2 separate regions of the Homo sapiens genome follow, and region 1 is linked to region 2. A link is a contact called in ENCODE Hi-C or POLR2A ChIA-PET data. All regions are on one chromosome and are shown on one strand. The core of a region is the stretch at or near the end of the contact, and the rest is flanking DNA. Distances in the headings are between cores, read along the strand shown.

Region 1 (3,642 bases), core at 176-2,675, 280 kb after region 2:
TTCTATTGTACAATGGTAGTCTAGTTCAACTTCTTGAACAGACGAGAACGCTGGGGTCCGGAGAGAAGCCCTGACTTAGCGGATGGCACACACTATAAAGCACTGTCATTTGCAGTCCCACCAGTCTCTCAGTACCCACCCCCACTCTGCCACACACACCCCTGGGAGTCTTAGGTGTGAAATGGGTGGACTCACAGACCCCTGGGCTGCATACCTCAAAGTGTTCCAACACTCAAGGCACTGCCTGTGGTTTTTTGGGAGTGAAATAAAAACCTAACAATGGTGGGGTCACAGTCTCCAGTAGGTCACATTTTAAAAGCACTTTAGGCTCTGGAGACTTGGGGTGTGGGGAGAAGTGAAGAGAAAGCTGGGGAGCCCTGGGCCTTCCCCCATTTCTTCATATGCAGAATAATCCAGATTAGTTTACCAAGCGCGCTGATAACCACTTTAAAAACAGAGTCCCTCCTGCCTCCCCGTGGCATGGGGTAGAACCTGGCTTGAGCCCCGACACAGGCGGGCAGCCACTCCAGGATCGTTCCACACGTAAACAAAGACGAGTTTCGGTCCGATTGGCTTGATCCTGGAAGAGGAGTGGGCAGTGGAGGGAGGGGAAACCAGGCACCAAAGCAAATTCCTTCATTTCATAATTTCATCTGGCGCCCCCGTTCAATCAGCCTGCATTGTCGAGGCTTTAGGAGAGGCAGTTAGGAAAGGAGAGATACTGATCTCTCAGCCCCAGGGCAGCACTAATGGTGCCTGTCTAGACTCTGACAGGTGGAGCTGCTGAGCTAACTACGGACCTGGTGGGGGAAGTTTTCCTTGGCTTTCACGTGGCTTTGGCTGGGGAGCCCTGAGAAGGTGGCTGCCTCCTTTTTCTGAAGCCTGGCTTCCCATACGGCAGTGGCTGGGGGAGAGTGATGGAGAGAAAGGCTAAGCTAAGGTCAAAGAAAGTGGAGGAAGGCTGGCTTGTCCCGCTGGACTTGACGGCGGAGCTGCTGCAATCTCGCGGGCTGGGCCCTTGCCCCGGGTGGACCCGAGTGCCTGCGGGGAGGCGGGTGTGGCTCCCCCGGGAGGTGACAGCTGGCGGGGCCCGTAAGGAGCTGGTCTGCTCCGGCTCCCCTCTCGTAGCCGGCGCCCTGGGACCAGCGCGTGAGCACGTCTCGGAGGAGTCCGATGCGCTGGGCAGGGCCGGGTGGTCACCCCCGCCCAGCTTCCAGGGGTGACTGTGCCTCTGACGTCAGACGGTTTTTGGGTCATTCCCTGGCACGGGGACTTTATTTTCATAACAGCATGAAGTGCCGTGGAACTGGAATAGGCGTGTCCTCTCCCTCGACCCTCCCCCTCCTTGTCCCTCTGCTCACCCCTCGCTCGTTCCCTCCCTCCGGCGAGGGCCGCCTTTATAACAACTGCTCAGAGTGCGAGGGCGGGATAGCTGTCCAAGGTCTCCCCCAGCACTGAGGAGCTCGCCTGCTGCCCTCTTGCGCGCGGGAAGCAGCACCAAGTTCACGGCCAACGCCTTGGCACTAGGGTAAGTGAGGCGCCAGGAGCCCAGAGCGCTGGGGCCTCCGGATTTAAATCGTCTGGGGAGAGCGGGGCGTTGGGAGGGGTGGGATAGAAGAGGAGAGAAATCCTGGTAATGGAATACAGTTGGCTATGAGAAAAAAATTCCCTAGGAAACAGTTCCTCTAGTTTAACAACTCAGATTTTTTTTTTTTTTTTTCCCCTTTGCGGGTTTCCTAGGCTAAGATAGAGGCAGAGAGCAAAGAGATAATCAGGGTAATAGTTTCTGCTCGGACACATTCTACAAACTTTGAGTAGATGGAATCCGGCCAGGCAGGAGGTGAGCAGCTCTGGGATCACTCTGCAGGAAAAGAATAGAGGGAGAAAGATCTCAGAGGACCCGAAGGTACTGGGAGTGGAGGGGGAGTGGGAAACAAGGGGCAGGGGCAGGAGGGAGGACACGGTGACAGCTACTATTTTACCCAGATGCTGCAAAAAGCCCTTCTGAGTTTTGGGAATTAGATCTAGAAGCCCATCCCTTTTCTCTTGATGTGTGGGCGGTCAGTTCCACTCTGGTGTGCCTTGAGTTGCTCAGAAACCTGGGACAGATGAAAGTTGAATGTGCGCTGAGAGTGCACCTTCCACTACCGACTTTATGGATAGGATTTGGGAATAGCATAGATGCTGTTCCATCTGGTCCCTTAAACATCCATGGGGAAGGCTGGCAAATAGCTTTATTTTATTTTTTGAGATGGAGTTTCACTCTTGTTGCCCAGGCTGGAGTACAATGTTGCGATCTCAGCTCACCGCGACCTCCACCTCCCGGGTTCAAGCGATTCTCCTGCCTCAGACTCCCGAGTAGCTGGGATTACAGGCATGCACCACCACTCCTGGTTAATTTTGTATTTTTAGTAGAGACGGGGTTTCCCCATGTTGGTCAGGTTGGTCTCAAACTCCCGACCTAAGGTGATCTGCCCGCCTCAGCCTCCCAAAGTGCTGGGATTACAGGTGTGAGCCCCCGCGCCCGGCCACAGATAGCTTTAAACATCCATGGGAAAGGCTAGCTAACAGCTGAAACCTGCTCAGAATCAAGGAATTTGAAGGACTTTCCATTCCTGACTTCTTTCCATTCCTGATTGTCTCCTCAGAGGCTTGTGTAAACACCACACCTGTTGAAGGGTTCGGCCGAATCAGCCACTGCTGTGGGTTCATTCCTGAAGGGGAACACTTCAGCTACTTCAGACACAATGGGCTAGGGACCACGGGAGGGGTGAGGGCGGAGGGGGCACACACCCTCCAGGTTTGCATGCCGGTGTCTGCTAGGTGAGGGAAGGAATGAGGGGAAGGAAGGGCCGGGAGAGGCGCTACGTGGGAAACAAGGGACCTCTCCAAGGGCGTGGAGAGGTGAGTGCCTCAAGGGCAGAATGGAATGAGCAGAACCCTTTGGTTTCCCGGGAAGAGCTCTCAACCTTGAGTCAGGAAGACTGATTTCTCCTCCCAGCTCCGCAGGAACATGGAACTGTGATCAGGCAAGGGGCTGGGCCTGAGTTCCTCATAGGGGTCTTGGGGAGGCCCCCAGTTTCCCCTCCTGTGTTTCGATTCTGGCCCCTCTCCATCTGCACACGTCGCCTTGGAAGTTCCCTTTAGAACTGGCTTTTTTGTATTCTAGTCTTGAATGGTAATCGAAGACAACAGGGTATGAAGAACAATTTTGACGGCGTGATTTTATTCTTCTCATTCTGGGTCCACTACTATTTAAAGTCCCAAGATTAAGCTGAGGAATTAATATGGTGGTATAGTAAACAATAAATTGAGGAGTATTTTTGCTTGAGGAATCTTTGACTTCCTGAGTAGTTCAGGGTGTTTGCTTCTTTTATTCTCATTTTTATTGCACTGTGGTCAGACTATATGGTCTGCACATTTCTTATTTTCTAATTCCAGATTTGTCTTTGTATTCTAAATATGCTCATTTTTGGCAAATGTTCCATTTGGACCATGGACCATAGTTCCTATTAAGCAATCATAATAGAGTAGAGATGGCAAACTATGGTCCATGGACCAAATATGGCCTATAGCCTCTTTCTGTAAATAAAGTGATTTTTGTTTTGTTTTGTTTTGTTTTTGTTTTCGTTTTTTTGAGAT
Region 2 (3,986 bases), core at 388-2,887:
TAGTAGAGATGGGTTTCTCCATGTTGGTCAGGCTGGTCTCGAACTCCTGACCTCAGGTGATCAGCCCACCTCGGCCTCCCAAAGTGCTGGGATTACAGGCGTGAGCCACCATGCCCGGCTGAATTTTAGATCATTTTCATCACCTCAAAAAGAAACCCAGTACTCATTAACCGTCACTCTCCTTTCCAGGATCCCTCCATCCCTGCCATTCTTCAACCCTAGCCCTTGGCAACCACTAATGGATTTTTTGGTCTATTTAGATGTGCCTGTTCCAGACACTTCATTATAAATGGAATCATACAATATGTGGCCTATTGTGTCTGGCTTTTTTCACTTCACATAAAGTTTTCAAGGTTCAGACATATTGAAGTGTGTATATCCCTTCATTTTTTTTCATTGCTGAATAATATTTCTTTCCTTTTTTTTTGAGACAGAGTCTTGCTCTGTTGCCCAGGCTGGAGTGCCGTGATCACAGCTCACTTCAGCCTCCAACTCCAGGGCTCAAACGATCCTCCCACCTGGGCCTCCCGAGTGGCTAGGACTACAAGCACCACCACCACACCCAAGTAATTTTTAAATTTTTTGTAACACACCCAACTAATTTTTAATTTTTTTTGTAGAGACTGCATCTTACTATATGGGTCTTCTTCCTTCTTCTTTCTTCTTCCTTCTTCTCCTTCTTCTTCCTTCATCGTTCTTCTTCCTTCTTTCATTCTTCTTCTTCTTTTTTTTTTTTTTAAATACAGTGTCTGGCTCTGTCGCCCAGGCTGGAGTGCAGTGGTACAATCTTGGCTTATTGCAGCCTCTGCCTCCCAGGCCCAAGTGATCCTCTCATGTCAGCCTCCCCAGTAACTGGGATTACAGGCATGTGCCACCACACTCGACTAATTTTTGTATTTTTTTGTAGAGACAGGTTTTGCTATGTTGCCCAGGCTGGTCTCGAACTCTTGGGCTAAAGCAATCCTCCCGCCTCGGCCTCCCAACGTGCTGGGATTACAGGCGTGACCCACCACCCCTGGCCAGTATTTCTTAATTTGTATAGTCCACACTGGTTTATCCATTCATCCAGTAAAGGACATTTGCGTTGTTTCCACTTTTTGACTATTATGAATAATGCTGCTAGGAAAGAACATTTATATACAAGTTTTTGTGTAGTCACTCGTTTTAATTTCTCTTGGGTATGGGAGTGGCCAATATTCTGAAGAACTGCCAAATTTCTTCCCAAAGTAGCTGCACTATTTTACATACTTAGTTTTTGTTTTTCGTTTTTTTTTAAATAAAGAACCTTTAGGGTTTCCTCAGCGTCCCAGAGGAGGGCCTGCTTCCGGCACCCCGCCTTCAGGGCTGCCTCCGCAGAGCACCAAACTCCCGTCCCCGCCATTCCAGGCCCTGGCACTTAGGAGCCAAAACCTCAGGTCAGGCGCACTTTGGGCCTCCAGCCCAGCCCCGCCTCCTCAGCGCTAGCTAGTAGGCAAAAGGAAAACAGCTGCCCCTTAATGAGGCTATGTGGACATCGTAGTTTTTTTTCCAGTCAGTAGCGCAGAGACTGTGATAAGAAAAATCACAATTCCCAGAATGCCGCGGTGCTACGGCAGCCGAAGGGGCCATTCCGTGTGCAGCGCTCCCGCCCACCCTCCGGTCTCGGCGGCTCTCCAGAGCGTCTGTAAACACCCAGAGACTGTCATGGAGGGGGAGGAGGAGGCGGCGGCGGCGAAGGGAGGCGTTTGGGGCCGCCTCCAGGGTCCGCTCTGCCATTCCTGAACTGGTCCCTCGTCCCCGTGACTCTGGCATCAGGGAAGCGAACTGTTAGGCGAGAGGAGGAGGCAGCCAGAACCATATCCCCTTCTTCCTCGGGGCGGGGGCCGGGCCAGGCCGGCTGAGCCGGGGGAGGGCTCCGGGAGGGAGTGCCTGGCCAGGCCGGCCTGTCTGCCGCGATGGATGACAGTAAGGTAAGTCTTGTGGTTTGCACGCGCCGCCGCCTTCTTGTCGCTCAATGCTAGTCCCGCGGCTGAACCTCCGCTATGTAGTCCACGCCAACACCCAAGAGACACCTGCCTAAAACATCCCTGCGCCTCTCCAGTCCACTGCCCGATGGTACCCAGCCAGGAAATCAGGGAACACCGGGGCTGCGTTTTTCCAGGAAGGGCCCTCTCTGGAAATTTTTCACTCCCAGGGCGTTTGCTAGCTTTCCAGGTAGTGCAACCCCTAGTCCTTAACTTGCCTGTCGAGATAAGAAACTACTGTACTTTTTCTTCTTGCACTTTTTTGCTGCCTCCTCTCTCCAGTTTGGAGACTTTAGTGCACGCTGAACCAGCCTTATTCCCCTTGACGATTCCCCTTCTCTCAGGCTCCCTTACTCAATGCCCCATTCATATAATCAGTTCACTCCCCCTCTGAGCTATTTCCTGTGGTTGGTTGGAACACCGCTAAGCTCCTGTTGCTATTTGGCCAGTGTGGAGTTTAACCTCCACTAGAAAGCCTTCTCTAAAAAAATACTGATTTTCCTCTTGTTAACTTTAATAGCCCATCACCATCCAATTTCCCTGTCCAAATCACTTACTTTATGATTATAAAATAATAGATAATGTTCATTATTGGTTAATCCAAATAGTTTATCTATGTATAGCCTTTTTGTCTTTATTTATTAATTGAGACGGAGTTTCGCTCTTGTCGCCCAGGCTGGAGTGCAATGGCGCGATCTCGGCTCACCACAACCTCCGCCTCCCGGGTTCAAGCGATTCTCCTGCCTCAGCCTCCCGAGCAGCTGGGATTACAGGCATGCACCACCATGCCCGGCTAATTTTGTATTTTTGGTAGAGATGGGGTTTCTCCATGTTGGTCAGGCTGGTCTCGAACTCCCAATCTTAGGTGTCCGCTCGCCTCGGCCTCCCAAAGTGCTGGGATTACAGGCGTGAGCCACCGCGCCTGGCCGCCTTTCTCTCTTTACATCTACCCACATTAGTGTTGTTTAGTTTTATTTCCTGAAGATAGGGATGGTCAAAGATTTGTTTATTGATGTTTCAGGTTGTTTTGGATTTGGACTTTTTTATTTTAAGGAATCAGACTTCTAAAATTTGCCAGTTTTTAAAGTAAAAACCGTCCTTCTTTGTGCTTCTCAGCGTCTTCTGTTTCACAGTCTTTGGCATACTCTTTACGATAGCTTTGTCCTTTGTTTGGGTGTCTTTTTTTGCTGCTGCTGCAGTTTTTGTTTCACATATCCTCAGAGAGATTCAAAAAATTTCCAACTTCTCTGTGTTCCTTGTTTTATTCTTTCCTTCTTGTTTTCTCTTCCTCTTCATGTAGAAGGCTGTGAGGAAGTGACAGATGGAAGGGAAAGCCCAGTGCAGTACTCTGGAATTGTTACTCACCTAGAGGAACGGATTGCTTGTGAAGTAGTAAACCCCTCTTAATAGGAAGTGGTATTTCCAAGACAGAAGGGGGGCGAGTTTCAGGAAGCTATCAGCTCATAAGAGTGCTTAATATGCTCAGTACACACATTAATTCCCTTGACAAGAATCTTGCCCTTGTTTGTTTACAACAATGCAACAGAATGCGGGATAACATTGTAGACTCTTCAGTTTTACTATAGTAACATTCGTGGGGTATGATATTGGGGAAGTGGTATTTCCAAGACAGAAGGGTAGCGTTCTAAAAGTTTTCCAGAAAAATCAGCAAGTAATTTTTTTTTTTTTTTGCTTTGAATATTTCTTTGGGGAGGGGACATCACACTTCTTTCTTTTTTCTTTTTTTTCTTTTTTTTTTTTTTTTTTTTGAGACGGAGTCTCCGCTGTATCGCCCAGGCTGGAGTACAGTGGCACGATCTCGGCTCACTGCCGAGAATTGCTCTTGGGTTCAAGCAATTCTCCTGCCTCAGCCTCCTGAGTAGCTGGGACTACAGGCGTGTGCCACCACATCCAGCTAAATTTTTATTTTTCGTAGAGACAGGGTTTCACCATGTTGATCAGGCTGGTCTCAAACTCGAGTGA

Evidence for each region. Hi-C counts contacts between places; a loop is a spot of excess contacts on that map. ChIA-PET counts read pairs that join two places held with the same protein, here RNA polymerase II (POLR2A). Pooled maps may share reads with other maps.
Region 1: a loop to region 2 is called in a pooled map, with 2.2 times the contacts of the local background. The contact joins the promoter of GPRC5A here to the promoter of CREBL2 in region 2. A Hi-C loop is called at or near these places in 1 of 50 pooled maps. POLR2A ChIA-PET finds 5 or more read pairs at or near these places in 3 of 52 experiments (HEK293, MCF 10A and OCI-LY7).

The regions. Positions count from the first base shown.
Region 1 is chr12:12,890,137-12,893,778 of GRCh38, forward strand. GPRC5A (G protein-coupled receptor class C group 5 member A) reads left to right here and starts at 1,426. Exons shown (of 4, transcript NM_003979.4): 1 at 1,426-1,528.
Region 2 is chr12:12,610,239-12,614,224 of GRCh38, forward strand. CREBL2 (cAMP responsive element binding protein like 2) reads left to right here and starts at 1,638. Exons shown (of 4, transcript NM_001310.4): 1 at 1,638-1,949. The coding sequence starts at 1,935. RefSeq lists enhancers at 1,007-1,758, 1,352-1,431, 1,482-1,531 and a silencer at 1,692-1,991.